2 separate regions of the Homo sapiens genome follow, and region 1 is linked to region 2. A link is a loop called in an ENCODE intact Hi-C map of the cell type or tissue named here. Cell type or tissue: IMR-90. All regions are shown on one strand. Links, peaks and the distances in the headings refer to the core of each region. The heading gives the core; the rest is flanking DNA.

Region 1 (12,007 bases), core at 2,398-10,397, 170 kb after region 2:
CCTAACTGTCACATATTACAAATCATATAGCACTCCAGCAACCTGATACCATTTCGGGTCATCCCATTCCAAAGACCAAAATCTACTTTGGAATGAGATGACCCAAAAATGTATGATGTTAGCCACAAAGTTACCCTCAATGATACCATTTAATGTGTGCTGGCACCTGTGCTGTGCCTTTGACATCTTTTTTCTCTTTAAATCCTCACGGCTTTCCATATTGAAGATATAATTATCCCCATTGTACAGCTGAGAAAGCTGAGGGTGATTTGCCCGAGGCAACACAGCAAGAAACTGGCAGAGCCACGGTGTGGATTTTGGTGTCTCTGCCACGCTAGTTTAGCAGCAGATCAGGATTGAAAACACATCTTCAGTAGGTAGATTTATTATTCTTTCTGTGAAATCAGAATCATTTTTCCTAACGAGTTTTCTAGGTTGTTTTATTTATTTATTTATTTATTTTTATTTTTTTATTTGTTTGAGACAGAGTCTCACTCTGTTGCCAGGCTGGAGTGCAGTGGCACTATCTCGGCTCACTGCAAACTCTGCCTCCCAGGTTCAAGCGATTCTCCTGCCTCAGCCTCCTGAGTAGCTGAAACTACAGGCACCTGACACCACGCCAGGCTAATTTTTGTATTTTTAGTAGAGATGAGGTTTCACCATGTTGTCCAGGATGGTCTCGATCTTTTGGCCTCATGATCCGCCCACCTCGGCCTCCCAAGGTGCTGGGATTACAGGCGTGAGCCACTGCACCTGGCCACCAGTTTTCTTTATAGAAAGGTGACTACATTTTTGCAAAAATAAACTTGATGTTCAAATAATGAAAATAGATTCTATTATAAAATTTTTATTTAAAAATTGGCATTAAAGTTTAACTTGTACATCTGCTTAATTTCCATAAAATGAAACATGACCCCATTTTAGGGAGATCCTTCACGGAGGAGCCTTGAGGAGGTCGGCTAAGTGACCCTTCATCCATGTGCATGGAGTTTAGCTGGCCTGTGGGTGAAAGTAACTATGCACTTCCAGTAAGATAGTGAAGTTTGAAGCCCTTTTCTCTCCGGATCACTCTGGATAGTCAGAGGCCCAAGCCTTGCCTGGACTCTTCAAGAGTGATGACAATTCTCAGCATAGCGATTGAAAGGGTCAACTGCTGACATGTGGTTTGTGGCATCCCAATGTGTCATTTCATTTTATTTGCACCTGGAGACTTTGCCCCTGTGTGTTGACCCAGTGACACTTCATCCCACGATCTGAAAGCTTAACTGAACACCTTTGAACTCAGGAAAAGGGGGAATACTTGTCGAATTTATAAAGATAATGTTCCTTTTTGTTGTTATAGAGATCTATATTTACAAAGGGCCTTGTGCTCTTTCATTTTTGATGGTGAGGTCTGAATGTTGAAGGTACAAATCTTTGTCTTGACCTTTCAGCAGCATTAAACAGGGTTTGATTATCCCTTTATTCTTCAAACCCCTTCTTCACTTGGCACCTGAATACCACTCTGTTTAGTATTGTCCTGCCTTGTTAATGCCACATCTCCATTCCTGTTTCTAGTTCTTCCTCTTTCAGCCTGAAGCCTGCTTTTCCTTCACTATTAATGGCTAATTCCTCTCTTCATTCAAGTCACAGCCCAGGTGTCATCTTCATAGGAAGGTCTTCCCAGCCATCTTTCTAATGTTCCCATGCTCTGGGGCAGGCTCCTTTGAAGGATGCATTTAGGGCCCAGAGGGGACCATCCATAGACTGACTCTGCATGGTGGATAGCATCCACCCACAGGGGACAGAGGCTCACCCACAGGCTGTGAGTCTGCATTCTTGAGACTGCAAGTATCTCTGAGTTTCTTTATATCCGGTCTATTGAGAAATTTGAGGCTATGTGTATCAATTCAACATCCGTTTTGTTTGAATGCTTCCATAGTGTCTTCAATCATGATACAGTAAAACTTTATGTTAAATACTTTACAAATGTAAAGTAAACCCACATAGCAAAAAAAGTGTTCATTTTTCTATGTTGGATGAGTGCTTGCAGATGACTGCCAGGGCTTTAAACCCACTTGAGTCACTTAGGGTCAGTTTCATGGGTCATAAGCTGATGCAAAAGTTAGTACCTTATTCCCCAGGAACTATGAAGACATAAACACCTGATTGAAGATTTTTGAAATTTTTTGTTGGTTTTTCAGTTTAGTTTTGTCTCATTCTATTTCAAAATAAATCTCACCTGCTATGTGAGCTATTGGATAAAAGTTCACATGACAATGACAATATAACATCATATTCTGTGGGGTAAGAGGAACTGGTTTCATTTGTGTTATTTCAAAAGTTCTCTAAGACAAAAATTTGCATAAAAGTAGTTTTCTAGGGAAGTGGGGAAGTAACATAGGGAAGTCCATGGAAGTGTGTTAATGGTTAGGTTAACACCAGGCAGCTGGGCACTAATCTTGCTTCAGGCCTCACAGAGACTATAGGATATACCTCAGAATTTTCTCTACAGTGGCAAAAAAGCTGTTATTTCAAATCATCTGCTGAGCTTAAAATAACATGGAAATGTGTGCAGTTTGCACTGGTGACAAAGACACTGGCCTATGATTACACAACAATACAAACCTAATAGTATGAGCAGTAGACTGCTAATCATACTGTAATCATAATTGAAGAGAATGCTGAATGAAAGTAAAAACTTATTTAATGAAAGTGAAAACTGTGACTCCTTCCCTTTTGTCAACTAAAGTCCACAGAACTAAATTCCATCCACAGATCCCAGATTAAGGAACCCAGAAGAAAGAGGAGACAGACAAATGGCAGAAACACAGACAGGTGAACGCATATATTGTGCCAGGAGGTAGAAGCTAAGGAGGTCAAGCTAAGAGTGAAGATGAACTAACCAGGAAATAACCACAATTTTATAAATCCAGGAGGGACTCTCTGAGAAGATGTTATGTGGGCAAAGACCTGAATAAAAGGAAGAAGGGGCAGGAAAAACAGCAAGCACAAAATATTGGGATCAGGATAGAGGGTAAAAGTTAGGAGTAGGTAGAGCCTAAAAAATCAAGAAAATTGTACCCAATCTCAGAGTGGTTGTAAGACCCAAGTCATAGACAAGAGATCAATACTGAGAGAATATAAAATATAACAAGTAAACAAAGGTTTGAATTAAATGTCACCTCGGGGTCAAATGATTGCATGGCTCGGAATTGTAATCACCAGGTTTGGCTTCCAGTAAACTAGGATCCATAGATCATTTTGGATAGACTTTTTTAAACAGGGAAGGTGATCGTGAAGGTTGATTCTCCAGCTAGGACACACTGGGAGTGGCAGCTATTGTTTTGCTCATAAAACGTACATTCTCAGCCAGGTGCAGTGGCTCATGCCTGTAATCCCAGGACTTTGGGAGGTGGAGGCGGGCAGATCACATGAGGTCAGGAGTTTGGGACCAGCCTGGCCAACATGGTGAAACTCTGTCTCTACTAAAAATAGAAAAATTAGCTGGGTGTGGTGGTGCATGCCTGTAAAGTGCCAGCTACTCAGGAGGCTGAGGCAGGAGAATTGCTTGAGCCCAGGAGGTGGAGGTTGCAGTGAGCCAAGAATGTGCCCCTGCACTCCAGCCTGGGTGAAAGAGCAAGACTCCATCTAAAACAAAAAGAGAGAGAAAGAAAGAAAAGAAAAAGAAAAACACATACATTCTCCCTTTTGTCCACTCTAGACCAATTTTCCCTTGGAGAACCATCTCCCCTTGACTCCCAAACTGTGAGCTTTGGGTGGGGCCGACGCCTGGTCCGTCCAATCCACACATTCTATTTCTGCGGCCGCCAAAGTCACTTCACAAGTGGCCACCTAATCACAAATGCTTCAGTGAGAATTTTCCCAGGACTTGTCTTGAAACTACAGAGCTTTTAAATGCCATCCTGCCTCTACTAAAGAAGAGTGTTTTTGAGAAGGAAATCAACACAAGAGATGGTACAGTAGAGGGAAAAGATGGAGAGGAACAGTCTTCTGATGACTTGCTTTAGGTCCCTGGAGGTACCCCTGGACTTTTCCTGTATAAGATTCCATGGCTTCCTTTTCTTTTTTTTTTCACTTAAATATTACATTTTTAAAATGCAAATTTTTGTCATTTGGAACTAACAATGTCCTGCCTTGTTGAGGATTCAGGAAGATGAAAAAACATGTTATTGAAATGAAGATAATAGACCAGAAGGGTCTATATCTATATTTAAGTCCCTACCGCAGAAGGGACTTAAAAGTTCTCAGAAAGCAACCCCTTTATTTTTCCCATGAGAAAATCTGAGAGCCAAAAGTGACTTTCTTAAGGTCAAACAGGCAGTAGGAGGAGGCCTTCTGATTTCCAGGAAAGAGACAGCTCTGTCTTAAGACTTCATACGATGTGGCGCTGGCTGTTGCCAGCCTAGTCAGACAAGAAAACAGAAGGACTCACTGTGCATTAAAGACAGCCACCAGTGTGTCGTGGACTGGGAGAATAAATAGCAGAAAACATGTGCTGGAAACTAGGGTCAGCAGCTGCTGGTGTGTGTGTGTGTGAGAGAGAGATTTCCCCCATCTTCAATCTGTCTGGTGTATTTATGACATTGAGGGGCCCTCCAAGTTTGACAGTCACCATCACTAAAGCTTCTTGAGCCCCTGAGGTCATAGGAAGGGAAGGCCAATTCTACACACACAGTTATTGACGGAGCGGGGCAGCACGGAGCACCTAAAGCACTAATACCTTAGTGACTAGGGAGGCTGCTCTGCAGAGGGGAGAACGGGACAGATACGGTCACTGAGGCTAAATTCTAATGACCTCCATTATTCTTCTCTTTTAAAAAATATTTAAATATTTATTTTTATTTGTTAAACTCTTTACCTCTAAGAACAATATTCTGTTCTGTTATTAAAACGTTCTCATGAATACCAGCTATCTTAGCATCATGACTCAATAATGGATTACGATCTATAGTTGGAAAAAAAGATCTGCTTTACAAGAATTTGGCATTTAAGTGAAGTCCTGCAGGTGAGGAGATGAAGAGTGTAGGGCAAACAGCACTCAAGGCTGTGGGGTCCGTGTCGGTGTGGGTCTATAATGGGAAAGAGCCTGTTGTGTTTCAGGACCTAGAGAAAGGCCAGTGGGGCTCCTATGCATTGAATGTTTGGGAAATTTTTACAAAATAAGATTAGGGATGTACACAGATGGCCAATCATGTGGGGCTTCCCAGGACCATAGAGAGAGTTTAGATTTTCTTCCAACAACAGTGGGAAGTCACTGGAGGGTTTTTAACAGGTGAGTGACATTATCTCACTTTTGTACATTAAAAAAATATCAAACTGGAAGTCTGGGTGCTGTGTGGGGAGTGGGAGGAGGGATTGCAAGACTGGACGGAGAGAGGCTACTTTGCAGGCTGCCATCAGATTCAGGTGAGGGTGCTGGTGGCTGGGAACAGGTGGTGACAGAGGAAGTGCTAAGGTCATGTTGAAGGGCAGCCCACAGCCCCTGAGTTGGTTTTTCTGTGTGGCCTGAATTGACCTGAGTGAAGTATTAGGGAATTCTGGGTGCCAAAGGCTTGGTGGTCAGTTGCATTTATTGTTAGTTACGATTCCTTTGAAAGATGCTTTTAGCCAACAGGAAATGTAGCCCTTAGAACGTTTCCAGGAATAAATCATTTTCTATAAACTATAAACAGGAGCACCACTGCTGAAGATAGACTTGGCATCCTGTCGTGACGTGCTGCTCTCAATGCGGAGATGAATAACGCCTGTTTGCTAGCAGGCAGGATGTTGACTCAGCTGCCAAGTGGTTTTGAGGTTGATCTGCTTTATTAATGGAAACCGGTGCTTCTCTGGGCCTAACTAGCTCCATGGCGCCCCTGCTGGGCTGCTTCAGAGGGTTGTGTCCACGTGTCCTCTGTTGCCCTCTCACATTCTGCAGCGTAAGGTACGGGTTTCACTGTGGAGTTTGTGTTTCTGTTTTTGTTTTCATGGCATCACCAGCAGGAGAAACTTGTGTTTGTTTCTGCTCTATTGTGGAGAGAAGATGGGAAACGGGCAAGCAGTCCCCTCCATGGAAATGGATGTCAGGTCAGCCTACTCCTTGGGATGCTGTGCGGAGCTTTTTGAACCTTTCAGGGACACTGAGTCACCCTGTGACATCACCTAAAGGACCCAGGGGAAGCACAGATATGACAGGAGGGCTTGGCGACTGACCTGGGAGACAACTCTACCTCTCATCCCTTTACTGACTTGCTGTATGGGGTTAGCTCCCTGCTAAGCCTCTCCATTTTAGTTACCTCTGTTGAAAGGCCAGGTTCAACTAATTTTGGCCTTAGTGACTGATATGGTTTGGCTGCGTCCCCACCCAAATCTCATCTTGAATTGTAGTTCCCATAATTTCCACGTGTTGTGGGAGGGAGCCAGTGGGAGGTAATTGAATCATGGGGGCGGTTACCTCCATGTTGCTGTTCGCGTGATAGTGAGTGAGTTCTCATGAGATCTGACGGTTTTATAAGGGGCTTTCCCCCCTATTTTGCTCCGCACTTCTCTTTTCTGCCGTCATGTGAAGGACGTGTTTGCTTTCCCTTCCACCATGATTGTAAGTTTCCTGAGGCCTCCCCAGCCATGCAGAACTGTGAGTCCATTAAACCTCTTTCTTTATAAGTTACCCAGTTTTGGACCACTCCTTTATAGCAGCATGAGAATGGACTAATCAATGACTATTCAGCTCTTTCAAATATAAGCAGTGTTCTATTAGCTCTTGATTTAGAACATCCAGTGTGCGAGGAGAAAAATAAAAGATTGAACCATCTTGAAAGCATGTGTAAACACAGGGAGAGGCAGGGAATTGTAGCAACATTTAATCTACCGTGAGAATCTATTGTTAGCTTTTCTTACACCCCTCAATAAGCTTATACACAGGGTTTTATTGACCAGAGTATGTTACTAAATTGCTGAAATATAACTTATTTAACCAATTATTTTTGTGAGTTAAAAAACTTTCTCAATTTTTGATATTAAGCAGAGTTTCAATAAATCTTTTCATATGTCTTTGTCCACCTGTCTTATTTCCCTGGATTACTTATTAACATTGAATGATTAGTTTAATTTTTGTAAATAATTTTAGAGACTTGCCATACATTGACAAAATATTTTTGCTGGAAATTTGAGCCAATTTATGTTCTCACTGGTGGTGTAGAAAATGCTTATACATACTGAAAGTGGGTAGTACCAATTTATTTATTTTAATACTTGCTAATTTGGCAAGTAAAATATTATCTTGTTTTTATTTATATTTCTTTATCACTTGTAAGGTAGAATTTTTGTTCTTATTGATTCCTGATGTTTATTCTTTTGAAAAATAGGACATACATAGTTGAAACATTTTGAAATTTTTAGCAACAGTAGGTGCATTAAGGCTACGTAACTAACAATTCTCCAATCTTTTCCTCAATAATTCATTCAAGAAATATTTTTTGAAAACCTATTTATACCGGGCATGACTTTAGGAACTGGGAATTTTACAAGGACCAAAACAACAACATCTCCGTCTTCATGGGACTTAGATTCTTTAGAGGCAGCCACAAAATAAAATACATACGTAATGTAAGTAGTATGTTAGATCATGAAAAGTGCTAAAAAGAAAAAATAACATGAAGCCAGGAATGGATAGCATATAAATGGGTAAGATAAATGTTTGTAATTTAGAGAGAGTCCAAGGAAATTCTCTCTGGAAAGGTGGCATTTGAGTGAAGATGGAAGGAAGTGGGTGGATGAGCCCTGTGGAATATATATATATATATATATCTTTCCACCTCCTCATATATATATAAATACATATGTACATACACATATATATACATATATATATATACACACATATATATATAGATAGATAGATTGATTTTTTTTTTTTTTTTTTTTGAGACAGGGTCTCACCCTGTCACCCAAGCTGGAATGCAGTGGCGCGATCTCAGCTCACCGCAGCCTCCGCCTCCTAGACTCAAGCAATTCTTTTGCATCAGCCTCCGAGTAGCTGGAATTATAGCACACACATGCCACTGCCACCCGGCTAATTTTTGTATTTTTTGTAGAGACATGGTTTCGCTACGTTGGCCAGGCTTGTCTTGAACTCCTGACCTCAAATGATCCACCCACCTTCCCAAAGTGCTGGCATTACAGGCGTGAGCCACCGTGCCCAGCTTCTTGAATAATAAATAACCTCTCATTTTTCCTCCCACCTTCCTCGCAGTAATAGTTCTTGGCACATTGCATTTTATATGAACCCCAGACTCATTTTAAACACCATCTGATATAATAACCTATGCAATTTTCTCTTCGAATAGCAATGAAAAAATAATGATTACAATAGTGGATAATGTCATTATCCTGTAGCATCCATGCCATGGTGTAGAAGACTGAGTGCAGCCGATAGAAAGGAGTGAGGGTGGGTTTCCCCCCACGCCACTGAGAAGAACTGGTGGGGGAGGACGTCTGCTTGGCCCTTACGCTGACATTTTGATGGATAAAAGGGCAACGTCTCCCCTTCCCTTGGTACATTCACTGTCGTCTCAGCAAAATTTAGAGCTATTGTGACCAGGGATTCTCAGTCTCAGCACTATTGATATTTGCGGGGCCGGGGGTGGGGATATTTGTGGTGAGGGAGTTCTGTCGGTTTTGGGATGTTTAGTGGTGTCCCTGCATTCTGCCCATTAGGTGCCATTCCCCTGCCCTGAAAACTGACAACCAACAATGTCTCAAGACACTGCCGATGTGCCCTGGGCTGGAAGCCTTGGTCTAGAATAAGCAGATCAAGATCTGCTGTAACCCCATTAGGAAGGAACACAGTGAACACTTTCGAAACCAATAGTCTTGGCTTCCATGCCTAGGGCCCTGCAGAAAGGGCTCCTGTTTCCTGCTCACTTTGCCCACAAAGTCACTGAGTCTTTTTCTTTGCAAGGTCTGGGCCCTGCTTATTTTTGAGCAATGATGTCATTCTCAGGGTGGGGGCTAACTTAGAGTTTAGTAGCTTTACTATTTTCTTTTCTTTACTCATATTGTTTTTAACCCCCTGTGGACCTTAGAACCTGACATTTATATGGGTCTTGCAAAAGTCATAATGGAGTTTTCATCCCATGTAGGGTCAGGGAAGGGTGCACTGGGGGTTTGGGGTGGCTACAGCAGAGGAGCACCCTGGGCAGGCAACTCCCAAGAGGAAGAGAAACTGAAGACCATGGATGTCCCCCCACCTGCTGAAGCTTGAGAGTTCTCGCCCACTGAGTGACCCAGCCAATATCCACCTGAACACGCACCGGGAGGTGCTAATATGATGCCATAGATTGTGCTTTATACAGATGCACCGTGATCAAGATGGTGCTGTTCCCATCGTAGATGGTGTAGCTTTGAGTGTCTAGCAAAGCAGCTTAGTAGCAGGTGGCAAGACAGTGTCCTGTCCTCGTCATATCAGCAGATGATTTGCTTGCTAACAGATGGGCGTAAAGTATTTTGAGAAAGGGGTGCCTTTGTCTAATTCATAGTTGTAATAGACAGGGTAGTAATGGCCACACGGTCACTGAATGTATTGCTTCCTGAGCTACTCCGGAGCAGTAATTCATTCCATTATATTTCTAAAATGTTGACTGAGCCCCCATGACATGCCTGAGGCATAAAAGGAACAAAGAATATGATCCCTGCTGCGTGGGACTTGCATGGTTATAGGAGAGGTAGAAGATCGGCAACCAGGGATACACTGGATTCTGTGTTTGCAGTTGTAATAAGCGTTGCCAAGGAAGAGTCCAAGTCTACGTGAGAATGCAAAAAAGAGGGAGGCTCAACATGGTGTTCCAGAATGAACAGGTCAGGTGAGTGGAGTCTGCTGGAGAAAGCCATGAAATTTAGACTGAGGAGAGTGGACTTTTACCTTATAGTCTAGAGTCTCCAATGTGGAAGACATATAGCCTTAATGGCATGATGATTTCAGGCTCTCCATTTAACAGTGGGCATAACACAAAACCAGACAGTAAGAGAGTGACCTGTACTCAGTTCTCTTTAAATCTTTGAGACTAGTTCAAGAAGAAAATATGAGGTTGGTGTTGCTATACCTTTGTTACCTTTTTACACTTGATAACCTTGCTCTATCCCCTCCCTACAAGGTACGGGTGTTCATTATACATTATTTAACTTTTTATTTTGAAATAATTATAGATTCAGAGGAAAATACAAAAAAAAATGTATCGTATACCGTTCGTCCAGGCTCCCAGTGGTAACACCTTGTTTAATGTCAGGAAAAGAAAATTGACATGGTACAATCCACAGAGCCCGGTCAGATTTCACCAGTTTTATAAGTATTAGGTTGGTGCAAAGGTAATTGCAGTTTTTGCCATTAAAATAATGTCAAAACACGCAATTACCTTTGCACCAACTTAATACTTGTGTGTAATCCTTGTCCTTGTGTGTGTGTGCTTGTGTCTAGTTCTAGGCGATTTTGTCACATGTTTAACCCCCATCCTTTCATCTACTTCTATGAGAGTCCATCTTTTCTGCCATCATGGACTTCCACTTTCTATCTGATCAATTTTTGATCTCTGTTAGCAAGCAGGTAAGTACCAGGGAGGCAAAAGTCAGGGTCTGTTCTATATCATCTATGTCAATAAGTGTTTGGGGGATTTTTTGTTTAGGACACCAATCAGTTGACCTCCCTGCCTAAGGTTGTATCTGCAGAGATGAGAAGAACACTTGGCTTTGGGCTGACTTGGCTCCACTCATTTTTCCCACAAGTATTTATTGAGCATCTACTAACTCCGGGCCTTGTGCCCAACACTCTGGATCCCACACTAAGGGAGGTAGGCCAGTCCTCCATGCTCATAGAGTTCACAATGTAGAGTGAGAGAGAGGCAATTGACCAGAAAATAAGCTAGATCATCTCAGAGACTGAGAAAAGATGTGATGGCAATAGCACAGCATGGGAAGGTAGAGACTCACTTGAGGTGGAGTCGGCTTCACAGCAGGCAGGTGGGGGAGTGAAGGGAGGATCCTGCTGGGGGACATGCGGACAGAGACCTGGATGATGCCTAGCCTCCAGCCAAGGAGGGAGGAGCGTGGAGGGCTGGGCCACTGACCAAAGCTCCTCATCTGCAGAACCTTCAGGGAAAGTGGAGCCTGGATTCTGTGTCCTGAAGCCACTTGGACCTTCTCATGGACAGGACTCTTTGCAGATGGTTGATTTCATCTGTGGGCTGGATCCATCATCCCTCCTTTCTCTTTAGATAGCAAGCTTCCAACCTGTCTTCCTGTGACTTCCTCACCTCTCTGGCATTGGCATCAAAGGCTGTTGCAGGAGTGTGGACCGGCCAGGTGACGCAGAATCAGCTTGGATTTTTCCGTCTGCTCTGCCATCTGTAACTCAGTAACTCAGCAGCCAGGGCTGTTTTATCCTCCCCTCAAGAGAGGTGACCAGTAAATTTAGAGTTGAGAAATGTGTCAGAAGTCTTTGAAATTGGTGGAAGGAACCACGAAGTCTATCCTGAGGCAAAACTGACAGTCAGACAAAGACCATGACTTACGTTTTTACAAAAGAACTAAATTGGCCGGGCGTGGTGGCTCATGCCTGTAATCCTAGCAGTTTGGGAGGCTGAGGTGGGTGGATCATGAGGTCAGGAGATCGAGACCAACCTGGCTAACACAGTGAAATCCCGTCTCTACTAAAAAATACAAAAAAAATTAGCCGGGCCTGATGGCGGGTGCCTGTAGTCCCAGCTACTCGAGAGGCTGAGGCAGGAGAATGGCATGAACCCAGGAGGCAGAGCTTGCAGTGAGCCGAGATCATGCCACTGTACTCCAGCCTGGGTGACAGAGCGAGACTCCCTCTCAAAAAAAAAAAGAAGAAGAACTGAATCAACCAGGTAGAGCCTGGTTTGAGGTGACTTCTCTTGATTTGAATTCGTTGGCACACATGGCCACGTATTATTTGGATTCAGAAGGAGAAACTGCGGGTACCTGCACTATAACTACTAAACAAGAAAAAAAC
Region 2 (12,007 bases), core at 1,830-9,829:
TAAAAATGCTTAATGTTTCTGTGAATATTAAGCATATGCAAAAAAGACTTCTTTGTGACACTTTTTCTGAAGCCCAATTTCTCACCATGGCAAGAGGGATGATGCCCACAAAGGTTGTCTGGCTGATGAAGATCTCAGAGACGACCAGCTCACTCGTGGAGTCCTCAGTCAGGGACTCCCCAGCCAGGTAATTTGCCGGGCCCTGGTAAGGCCACGTCTGGTGCAAGATTTAACAGAAGGAGCCATTTGTTCTGGAAAACAAACATATTAATGTTCCATTTAAAATCTGAGACTCAGCAGAACGTCAGGAATGTAATAAATTGCTACATTCTTCTTTGTCAACCAAAAGAATGACTGTCAAGTTCAGTAAGTCACATGGCAGTGTTGTGGAGCCTAATACACAGCTGTCCATCAGCAGCCCACAGCTCAGAATGGGCTGATGATCCATCTCTAGGGCTCCGTGTTGTGGAAAGCAGGCTGCCCTTCACTGGATGAGTAACCTAGCCAGCATTTCACCTCTGTGCATGCCACGCATAGCTCTTCCCTCCCCAGCCCAGGCACGGGCATGCCACAATCCTAGCTCCACACACAGAAAAGCCGCCCGGATCATTTCATGTAGCTTCACCGCTCCTCCAATCACAAAGCACACCCTGGACCTTGACCTATGCTGCTTCTACTTACCTGGGGTCTAAGGACCAGAGGTTTAAACTTCCCGAGCTTTAGAATTTGCAGAGAATAGTGGGGACCTCATGGTATGTGGAAGCATCAGGAGACCAAGCGTGAGAAAGAACTTCATACACTACACGATTTGCTACATAAACTATGAGCAATGTAAGAAGGTACTACACTGGACTTCTCATTTCACCAAATGGGATTAGAAGTAATGCAAGAAAATCCCACCTGCCTTAATTCATAGAATGGCAACATTGTATGTGTGTTTGGAGGTGGGGGCAGGGGGGAGCTATGAAGTTGGTGAATTCTTTATAAGTGAAAAAGACTAGTGTGATTGTGGTATTTGCATGTGCAGGGAGCCCCTTGTCATTGACATGGACTTGTAAATTGCAGGCTATCACCTTGTCAGGGAAGTCACTGAACAGAGTTAAAACAGAAAGCCATGCAGCACAGGCTTGTGAATGATCCTGATCCATCAGCCTCTTTCTGTCCCCGTGAATCCACCTGCACCCAGATCCAAGGAAGGTGACGGCAGAGCGGCTGATCCACCAGCTCCTCCCAGGCCTGAGCTACACACAGGTGTTCCTTCTCTGCCAATAAGCCTGCCAGGACCAATGTAGGCTGAGAAGTCTTTTCCTGCCTCTGGGGGCCTAGGCAAGGTCTGCAGTCTGGGCTCCCAAATCCCAACCTGTGTGGAAAGAGTTTTGAAAAAGAACCTGATGCCTGTTGCTTGTCTAACGAAATCTCCTACCACGGACAGCTCCCTGCACTGGGACTTCTGTAGGAATGTGGGTGAGGAAACCACAATTATCTGCTTCTTTGCATTTGCCAAGAGGTAACAGAGGAACACTGGAATATAGCCATGGCATTGACAAAACCAAAATGCACTGTCCTGCCTAATATCAAATTCTACCCCCAATTGAGCTATGTTAGACTTCATATAGGATTGGTCATATCCAACTTTTTTCCACTTAGCTAAGGTTGTAGAAACTTCCAAATGCTGCTCTAATATTGCAGCCATCAACCAGAAGTGGCTATTTAAATTGAAATATAAATTTATTACAATGACATAACCAAATGGTCCCAGCTGAGCTCAAGCTGGGTGTGGATACATGGGTGCTATGATTCCTCAAATATCAATTGGTACAAGTTACTTTGCATGGGGAAGAAAATTTGTGTTGAATAAGGGTTTCTGAACCACGAGAGAACTGAAAGTGAGTGCACACAGAACCATCTTCCCCACTAGAGGACCCCTATTTACTTTGATACCTTTAGTGAAAAGACAAATAAAAAGAGAATTTAAGGGTTGAGTTTTGAATTGATGAAGAGATGCAGGAACTTAGAAACTTAGGTGTCCAGTTTTCTGTGAAGCCTCCACCCCACCACCATTTCCCATCCACAGCATTCCAGGCTAAAAAGCCTCTTCCCTAGTCACAGGAATTCTCCACGAATCCATCGATTAAATCACTTCCTACAAGGGATGCTTGGTCCTGTAAGATCAAATTTTCAATTTCTCTTTGGGCTGCGCTGTGATTTGTAACCAGAACTAGGGAACTGCTTCCAACACCTGCCAGGTTCTCAGCATTCCGTAGACCTCAGAGAAGCTAATGCCAGGGAAGCAAAGATCCAGTGAGAGGAGAAATGAGCTCTGCCACCAGCCATTTCATCCTGTTAAATTCACACTCTGGTCGTGGGGTAAAGAAAGAGAAGTGGCCAGTCTTTGGGCAAAGAGGGTAGGTCTGCATGACAGGGTCAGCCCCTCTGACTGTGGGCACGTCCTGCTGCTCTCTGACTTCCCAGCCTGTGAACTGGACCAGCTGCGGGAACCTGCCCAAGTCCAGCAATGAATGGAATAACAAGTAAGGCAGAGCCACTTCTATGTAAAGTGGGTTGTTTTTTTTTTTTTTTTTTTTTTTTTTGAATTGGTTCTCTCAATCCAGAGGAAAGACTTCTTGTACTTTTGGGGAGTAGACATACTTGGTAATAAGTCCATTTCTATGGAAGTTTGTTCATAGCTATTAATTTCATCTGCTCACGATCTATTCTTGATAAGCCTTTCCAATTTAGAAAAGTGCTTCATGATACTCTCAACTTAATAATTACCACTGCCTTTGAGGAATTTTTATCAGAGTTTCAGCCATGAGATATGCATTAGGCATTTTTGCTGGGGTGAAGAAGCGCAGGTGTGAGTGTGTGTGTGTGAATGTGTGTGTGCTAGAAGGGGTCAGGTGTGAAGTGGCCACACTGCTTGGCTGTTTCTCCCTCAAGCTAGAGCACACAGCCTTCTTCCAAAAGGGCTTTCTTCCCATAAGCCCTGTTTCCCACGTGTGCATAAAAGGACACTCACTTAGGGATTTTAGTCACCCCTTTTCCCACCCACTATGCTCAGACCAAGAGTCTCCTCCCTGTCATAAGAACTCCCCCACATATTCACCTGTTTATCCTGCTTCTTAATGGCAGGAGGCCTAAGGATGCCCTCCTTAGAAAGCCTGCTGGCAAAGCTGATGCTTGGCCCATGTCCAGGAACTCAGATTTCAGGAGGAGGCTTCCCACCATTCCCTCACTATGCCTAATCTCTTTGTGCAAACAATATGGTTCATGCTGAACACTCGTTTTCTCTCTAGGGGTCTGGAATTTTGGAATCCGCTAGGCAGGGGATACCTAGGTGACTGGCCCACAGTAAAAACCCTGGGCACTGAGTTTTAAAGAGCTTCCCTGTGAATAGAACATCTCTCAGCCTACTTTGGTCCTGGCGGGCACACTGGCAGAGAAGGAGCAAGCTGGCATGTGTGATTCCAGCCTCAGGAAGATTGTGGATCAGTTGCTCTGCCATCGCCTTTCTTAGATCGGGGTAAAGCTCAATTCAGGGTGATGGAAACCGGGTCATTCACAATCCTGTGCTGGATGGCTTTTGTTTTAACTCTGTTAGGTGACTTCTTTGACAGTGCAATAGCCTGCAATTTATCATAATTAGGGGCGCCTTGTGTATTAAAATATTAAGAATAGCCCTTGTCTTTTTCACTTATATGGAACCCACCAAGCTTCTTCTCTCCTCCCCCCAAAACACATACAGCATACAATATTAAGGGAGAGGAGGAGGAAAAAGGGAGTATAAATTATGAGGATATCTGGGGAAAGCAGGCTCAGTCTCCTTCAACATGCAAGCGTCCTGCAGTGAGCCTGGGTTGGAAGATGAGGACCTGTCATTTTCTCACTCAGGCTCAGCATCCAGGCACTTCTTAGGATGGGAGCCTCTTTCTACACTGAGTGTGCTCCTAGGCTATTCTGTAGCCTACTAATGGTGTCTATTGTGTAGGCAGCATGGTGCCCAGGCCTACACCAGCTCCACCTGGTATTCAACCCAAGGACTGTGCTCAACCTTGAGGAAGAGCTGGCTGTGTGGACTTACTGATGCTGAATTGGACAGATAAATGTGTCTGTCTTCTGCACCATGTTTTCCTGCATAGGTTTTCATGGATCATTTTGCTTCTAAGCTATCTGTACCCTATGAGCCAATATTAGAACACAGGATGCACACCACCACACCAAAATGCAACTCCACTGTAAAAAAGATAAAAGTATGGCTATTCTGTTGAATCTTAGGGAAGGAGACTTGTGTCTATGCCTTCTTGGCACTTCCTTTATTCCAATAGGGTCCCCCAGTGCATTTTCCTGCATTATATGGTCTTATGGAATTCAGTATGAAAACCATGGGCTGACCAATCTTAAACTAAACCTTGTATGCTAATATCTTCAAAGCCCTCTGATTTAGGTCATTATCCCATCTTCTCTACTTATGTAGTCTTCATCTTTCTTAATAACAGCTCTCAGGCCAGTCCAGCCCACCTCTTTGGTAAGCAGCCCCAAAGCACCCTTGACTTCACTTCACTTCCCAAATAAGCATCATAATTATAATATAATAATAATAATAATTATTATTATTATTTTTGAGACAGAGTCTTGCTCTGTCACCCAGCCTGGAGTGCAATGGCATGATCTCGGCTCGCGGGTTCAAGCAGTTCTCCTGCCTCAGCCTCCTGAGTAGCTGAGATTACAGGTGCCTGCCACCACGCCTGGCTAATGTTTGTATTTTTAGTAAAGATGGGGTTTCACCACCTTGGCCAGACTGGTCTCGAACTCCTGACCTCAGGTGATCCATCTGCCTCGGCCTCCCAATGAGCATCATGTTTAAGATAACTTGATCAATCTCTGACTTCCCCCAGTAGACAATAACTCCTTGAGGACTAGATTATGTGTGTATTGCTCCCTGCACCATCTGTAGTGGCTGGCATGGTGCCTGGCAAAGTGTAGGAATCCTCTAATCAGTGTTTGTTTAATTCATCGAGTATACTCAAAGATCTGACAGGATACTCTGTGACATTCTGGGGACGTAATTTGCATTCTGGGAGACAAGAAATGACTAGTTGATTGAGTCTTGAGCCATATCCTCACACCTAGCTGGTAAGTATATTTATATACACTTGGCTTCATGGAAAACGCATCTATCTCTCTTAATAAAACATTAGTTCCCAACTGGGAGCCATCTGAACCCCCAGGGAACATTGGACAATACTTGGAGACAAATTTGTTTATCACAAACTGGGTGATGCTTCTGGTATCTAGCAAGTAGAGGCCAGAGATGCTGCTCAACATCCCATAACACAGCACAGCCATCTCTCCAACACCCACGATAATGTTCTGGCCCAAAATGTGAGTCATGCCAACGCTAAGAAACTCTGCATAATGCAGTAAGCATTTTAAAGGCCAAGCCTGTTATTAACAGCTTAGTCACCCCAGGGGCTAGCACAGTCACTGGCATATTTATCTACAGGGTACTATTTATTTGTTGAGTACCTACTAAATGCCAGAAAATGGGAATTCAGAGGCAAACAAAACAGACAAGTCTCCCTTGCCTTTAATAGGTATTAATAAATAAAATCATGCCAAGTAAAATATAATTGCTATAATAAAAGTCCAACAGAGCAGTTTAATTTTTAGAGAGTTAAATAGAAAATTAAAACCACAATGAGATACCAACACACACTTATGCTTAAAATTAAAAAGTAACAAAATGCCAGTTGCAGTGGCTCACACTTATAATGCCAACATTTTAAGAGGCTGAGGCGAGAGGACCACTTGAGCTCAGGTGTTTGAGATCAGCCTGGACAACATAGCAAGACCTTATCTCCACAAAATAATAATAATAAAAAAAAAGCTGAGTGTGGCAGCACATCCTATAGTTCCAGCTACTTGGTGGGGCTGAGGTGGGAGGATCGCTGGAGTCTAGGATTTCAAGGCTGTAGTGAGTGGTGATCATGCCACTGCACTCTAGCTGGGGTGACCGAGTTAGACTGTTTCTCAAAAAAAAAAAAAAATTAATAATAATAATAATACCAAATGCTGGGGAGAATGCAAAGAAAGTAGATCCCTTATAGACCTGTACATGAATGATTAGAGTAGTCTTATTTGTAATAGTCCCAGACTAGAAACAAACCAATGTTCTTTACGGCTAAATATTTAAACAATCTGCACCAGAGAAGCTAAGAAACAAAAAGAAACACCCTATTGAGGCATGTACCATCCTGGATGGACCTCAAAGGAATTACAATGAATGGAAAAAAAAAAAAAAGACCATCTCAAAAGGTTTCATACTATCTGATTCTTCTTACATAACATTCTTAAAATGACACAAACATAGGGATGAAGAAAAAATTAGGGTTTGCCAAGGGTTAGGGAGGAAGCTGGGAGGGAGAGGAGTGGTTGTAGCTATGAAAGGAGAAAGAAAATGTTCTGAATCTTGAGTATGAGGGTGATTACATGAGTCTACACATGTGTACAATTGCATAGAATAAACTGCATAGAATAATCACCACGCACAAGTGCAGGTAAAAGTGGGGAATTCTAATAAGGTCCATGGATTGTGTCCATTTCAATGTCCTAGTTTAAGTGCTGTGCTATAGTTATGCAGTTGTGGCCACTGAGGGAAACTGGGTGAAGTTTGCACAGGATCTCTCTGTATTATTTCTTACAACCACCTGTGAACTGCAATTATCTTGAAATATAAAGCTTCAAAAGTTAAATACAAATTTAAATTTGATAGCCATTGTCTACTCTCTACTTCTATGAGTTTGACTTTTTTAGATTCCACAGGCAATAGTAATGTATAATTTAAAATAAGAGTAAATGTCAAAGCCTGACCACAAAAAAATGAGTAAATGAGTTGATGGATGTATTAATCAGCTTGATTTAATCATTTCACATTGTATACATATATCAAAACCTCACATTGTACCCCATAAATGTGTACAATGATTTGTCAATTTAAAATAATATCAATAAAAATAATAATATGACCATCAAATTTGAATTTAAAATAAAGATATAATATAAATAATATAAATTAAACTATAAAAGAATATTAGGTTGGTGCAAAAGTAATTTGCAATTACCTGTAATAGCAAAAACCGCAATTACTTTTGCACCCACAGAATATAAACTACAATAGGAGAGCATGAGAGGGTGTTCAGGGACTGTCTCTATAAGGAGGTGATATTTGAGCTGAGACCTGAAGGATGAGTGGAAGCCAGCCACATCCCCAGTAAGTGTTTACAGATCAAATGAGTAAATCTAACTTAAGAAAAAAAAGTGGTCCTGGCAGTGTAGTAATTATCCCAACTCACTGGCATGAATACAAAGAGAGAATATAAAGTGAAAAGGAGATGCCTTCTCAAAGGTCACGTCCTGGCGACACTCTGAGCAGCCAGTCTTACTGTGAGCTCTCTAGCTCTGCGATTCTAACTCCCTGCATTCTTTGCCCTATTTCTTTCTGTATCATTTCACTTCTAACATATCAACGTAGATATTGTTATGCGCAAGGTCTCCATTCCTCTACTAGAATGAAATGCCTTGAAGGCAGGAATTTTTGCCTGTTTTGCTCACTAATATATCCAGAACGTAGAAGTCTGCCTGGGACGTAGGAGGTACTCTGCTGAATGAATGAAGTCTGCCTGGGACGTAGGAGGTACTCTGCTGAATGAATGAATGAGTGTTAAACACAGTTTGAGCAGGTCTCAGAGGAGCATGTGCCGAGTGCAGCAGAGCCCCTGAGCTGCAGGTGAGTGAAGGAGACAGACCTGCGTAGGCGGGCAGGCCAGGGAAGGCTCCCGGGGAGGCTGGGCTGTGGCTGAGCTTTGAGGACTGGGCTAGATGACAGGCAGCTGCCACAGCCCCACTGCGTGGGGTCCCCTCATCACCCCCGTTTCCCCTCCTGACATCCTTCCCACTCCCTGAGTCTCCAACAACACTGGTGTCCTGGAGAGGAGCGGGGCACATTCCCGCTCACGGATTCCTTCAATGGCCCTGAGGTCGTTTCATCTAATTCTCTCCCACTCACACAACTTTTTTTTCATCAGGATCTAATGGCTGGCTCTGAGAATCAGACATGAGCAAATAACCTCCTCCTGAAATTGCATAAAATCCAGGCACCACATCCTCATTTCCGTTTTGTCAAGGGCGGTTATGCTTTCTCTGCTCTTGCTGTGAAAATAATATTTCAGGTTGACAGGAAAGGCAGTCATTGGTATTTGAAGGTCAAGAGCTATGCTGCCAATAAGGTAGTTCCTGGCCACAGATGATATTAACATGTGGGATGCGGCTAGTCTGCAGTGAGATGTGCTGTAAATGTGAAATGCACGAAGATATGGTTGATTTAGTGCAAATGTAATTGTATAAAATACCTCATTCATATTTTTAAGTCTGATTACGTGTTGAAATGTTAATATTTTGGCTATATTGGATTGAATAACATGTTTAATATGAATCCCACCCACTACTGTTTGGTTTTGCTTATGTTTAACATGACATTATAATATAAAATTTTGATCCATTTTTAACCAAGGTGGAATAATAGGGACCGGATATCCCCTCCTACCTGAAACAAATTTTCTAGAAAATCAGAAACAATATAGAAAACAATCAATTTCAAGAAATTGGACTTCAGACAGTGAAGGAAAGTGATCCTTCCTTGCTTGAGAGATGGAAAACCAATGAGCTGAGATGTGTAGTTGCCCTGGTATCTCCCTTTGAGGGAGTTTCCAGGCTATGGCTTAGGAAAAGGGAACCCAGACTATGCCCAGCAGGCACTGAGTTGACGAGACAGAGATGAAGGTACAGGGAGAACACCGATGAGCTGATCAAAAAACAGAGCACTCAATAAGAGACGACTGCCCTGGGAGAGAATTCTGGAGACCAGCAGTGGGTCCCTCTTGTGAATTCGAGAGTACCAGTGGATATATGAACGAAGAAGCTAGCCTACAACAGAGAAAGAACCACCCGAACGATTAAAGAGAACACACCTCAGACCAGGGGACAGCTAAGACAATTGCTGTAATTATTTTTTTCTTTGCCTGTTTCTTTCTCCCAATATCCCAAGCCCTTCCAGGAAATGATGGCTCCAAAAGCATCTTAAACTATACTCCTAAATGCAACTTTTAGGAATTGTTCCTCTTTTTGTTTCTTCCTAGTATTATCCTTGATAAAATTCAAAATGACTTAATGAATTAATTTCTATTTAAATCTCCATAAAATAGAAAAAATCCATCAGACAGGTAAATCTCATGGCACTAGTTTTCAACTGCTGTGTATCAAGTTACCAGAAACATCGTTTGTTAAAACAAACCACATTTACTATCTCATAGAATTTGTGGATGGGGAACCTTCTGCTCAGGGTCTCCCAAAGCTGAGATCAAAGTACTGGCTGGGCTGTGTTCCATCTCAGAGCTCAAACGAGGAAGGATCTCCTTCCAAGATCTCTCATGGTGTCAGGATTAATTGCCTCGAGGCTGTAGGATGAGTAGCAGCTTGCTTCTTCAAAGGCAGAAACAGAGAGAAAGTAACTGCTGCTATAGAGTCTTCGACCTCAAGACCGTCGCTTAAAGGGTCAGGGCCAAACTGGATAATCTCCCTTTTATTTAATTTAAAGCCAACTGATAAGAGGTTTTAATTACATCTGACAAACCCTTTACCTTTGCTATATAACATAATGTAATTACAAGAGTGACCTGTCATTGCTTTTGCCGTGTTGTATCAGATAGAAGCAAATCACACACATGTTCTGCCCACACTGGAGGAGAGAGGTTTACACAAAGGTATGACTCATTGGGGGCCATCCTAGGGTGTTTATGCCACCGTTTTCTAGAATGTTGAAAAGATTGTGGTCTCAGTAGTGGGGAAAATTGAATCCTTGATTAAACGCAGTACTCGTCCCACTTGAGAAATCCCTAAAGAAATAGTAAAAAAGGATAAATTTTCAAGTAACATAAATGCATCCAAGAACAAATTTCAAGAATATTTATTAGAATACAAAAACATCAGCATTCGATGGAGTAAAATCCACAACACCTGACATCCAACTAAAGATTTCCATGAATTCAAAGAAGAAGAAAAACATGACCCTGAATGAACAGAAAAACTAGTCGATGAAAACAATGAAGTACATATCCGGTATGGATAATTACTAGGAATCGACACTCAAGAGTTACAACTGTATTACCTATGTTCAAAAAGCTAGAGGATCGATTGTAGCCCTCGTTGGTAAGAGTAAATCTCCTTTACTCAATCCATCAATTAAAATGTTAATCTCTTAAGGAAACACTCACTGATATACCCAGAGTAATGTTTTACCAGCTGTCTAGGAATCCCTCATCATAGTCAAGTTGATACATAAAATCCATCATCAGTCTTGGGAAATGGATAAAAAGAATGAAATCAGGAAGGCACATAAGACTTCCAATTTTATCTGTAATATTTTCTTAATGCCAAAGGAAATACATCAAAATATTAAGAGTTGATAAAGCTGGGTGTTGGGTACATAAGGCATTTGTATATTTATTATTTTCTAACTTTTCTACAAACTGGCCTGTTTTCTTCATTGAAACTTTGTACCAAAATCTCTGAGTTGGTCAATTCTGCTGTTGTTATTTCAATTTTAAATACATTTTTGCAGTATAAACACTCTAAGAAATGTCCTATTTGACTCTTTACTCCATTTCTAACAATTCAGCTAACTCATTACCCCACTTCCAAATCACAGGAGATAATCCTACCTTCTCCTCATCCTCCTTTTTCTTCTCATTTTATTATTTTTAAAGTAAAATATACCTTGCAGACTGGTATGAATGGCCTTATTTTGCTTAGCCAACACTTTCCCAGAATTGGAAACGATAAATCTTAATAATGAGCAAATACTTTGGGCACCTCCACTTTCGCAGCTGCCAAATCCACAGCTATTTCTCAAGTTAACAATTCACACTCACTTCCAGCTTAGCTGGTTTTTATCAGCAGCATCCTGACAAGCCTGGGGACAGCTAAGACAATTGGTGTAATTATTTTTTTCTTTGCCTGTTTCTTTCTCCCAATATCTCAAGCCCTTCCAGGAAATGATGGCTCCGGAACATCTTAAACTAACTTCCTAAATGCAACTTTTAGGAATAGTCCGTCTTTTTGTTTCTTCTTAGTATTACCCTTAATAAAATGTAAAATGACTTAATGAATTAATTTCTATTTAAATCTCTCTAAACTAGAAAAAAATCTTGGTTTGGGTGACTTAAAAAATAATGTGGTGTTTGCCAGTGCACAGTGCACAGTAGAAGGGCTATTGGATCTTCTTAACTCTTCGATGGGCCCTGGGTAAAGATTTTGGGAGACAAACATCCATGGGTTTTCATGTTTGCCTGAGTATCCTGCTGGAAAATGTATATTTTGATTTGTATAATACAATGTCAATGTTCTGAATAAATTATCTATTCCAATGATTCAAAATTAAAAATCATAAAGGATAACTGAAAACTTATTCTCCCATTGCTGCCTCTCAGCTCCTCAGCCAAAGTTGCTATCCATTGTCTTGTTAGCCTTCCAGAGTTATTCATTCGATGCTTCTACAAACACCAAGTCTGAGGCTTTGCCTGTCTTTACACAAATGCTTCACGTTATGGACCCAGCTTTGCATCTGGAACATGTGATCTTTGTGGTATGAGAGCTTTGGTTGTTTTCTTGTGTGACAATGGAATGACTGGCCTGGAAGTGAGGTTGTAAGCAGTCCCATGTTTCCATCTGACCCCAGGGCCAGCAAGGATAATTCCCCACATGCCTAGAAGGTAAGTGGTGAACGGCATTCGTGATGAAAGCACAAGGAGGCCCTGGCAGAGGTGGCTCACACCGCTGTGAAGGAGAGCACCAGGATTCACTTTTATCAGATATAGACTTTGCAGATATTTTCTTGTCATCTTTAGCTTGTCATGACTGAAAATAAGTTGATCATATATACATATATATGCAT

Evidence for each region. A loop is a pair of places that touch in the nucleus more often than their neighbours do. Peaks named below come from ENCODE experiments on the same cell type or tissue, not always from the same donor. Only the 100,000 strongest peaks of a DNase experiment are listed, where the experiment ranks them.
Region 1: a loop joins it to region 2, with 5 times the contacts of the local background. A loop is called at or near these places in 2 of 110 quality-filtered maps.

Annotation. Positions count from the first base shown.
Region 1 is chr12:127,554,104-127,566,110 of GRCh38, forward strand. No RefSeq gene overlaps it. Among named protein-coding and RNA genes, the nearest start is that of LINC02411, 76 kb to the right of the region's middle. RefSeq lists an enhancer at 5,182-6,381. In IMR-90, for the core only: a CTCF peak has its summit at 5,862; a DNase peak (open chromatin) is centred at 5,748; H3K27ac peaks cover 243 bases.
Region 2 is chr12:127,388,699-127,400,705 of GRCh38, forward strand. No RefSeq gene overlaps it. Among named protein-coding and RNA genes, the nearest start is that of LINC02375, 55 kb to the left of the region's middle. In IMR-90, for the core only: no CTCF peak of the experiment used is centred there; a DNase peak (open chromatin) is centred at 5,403.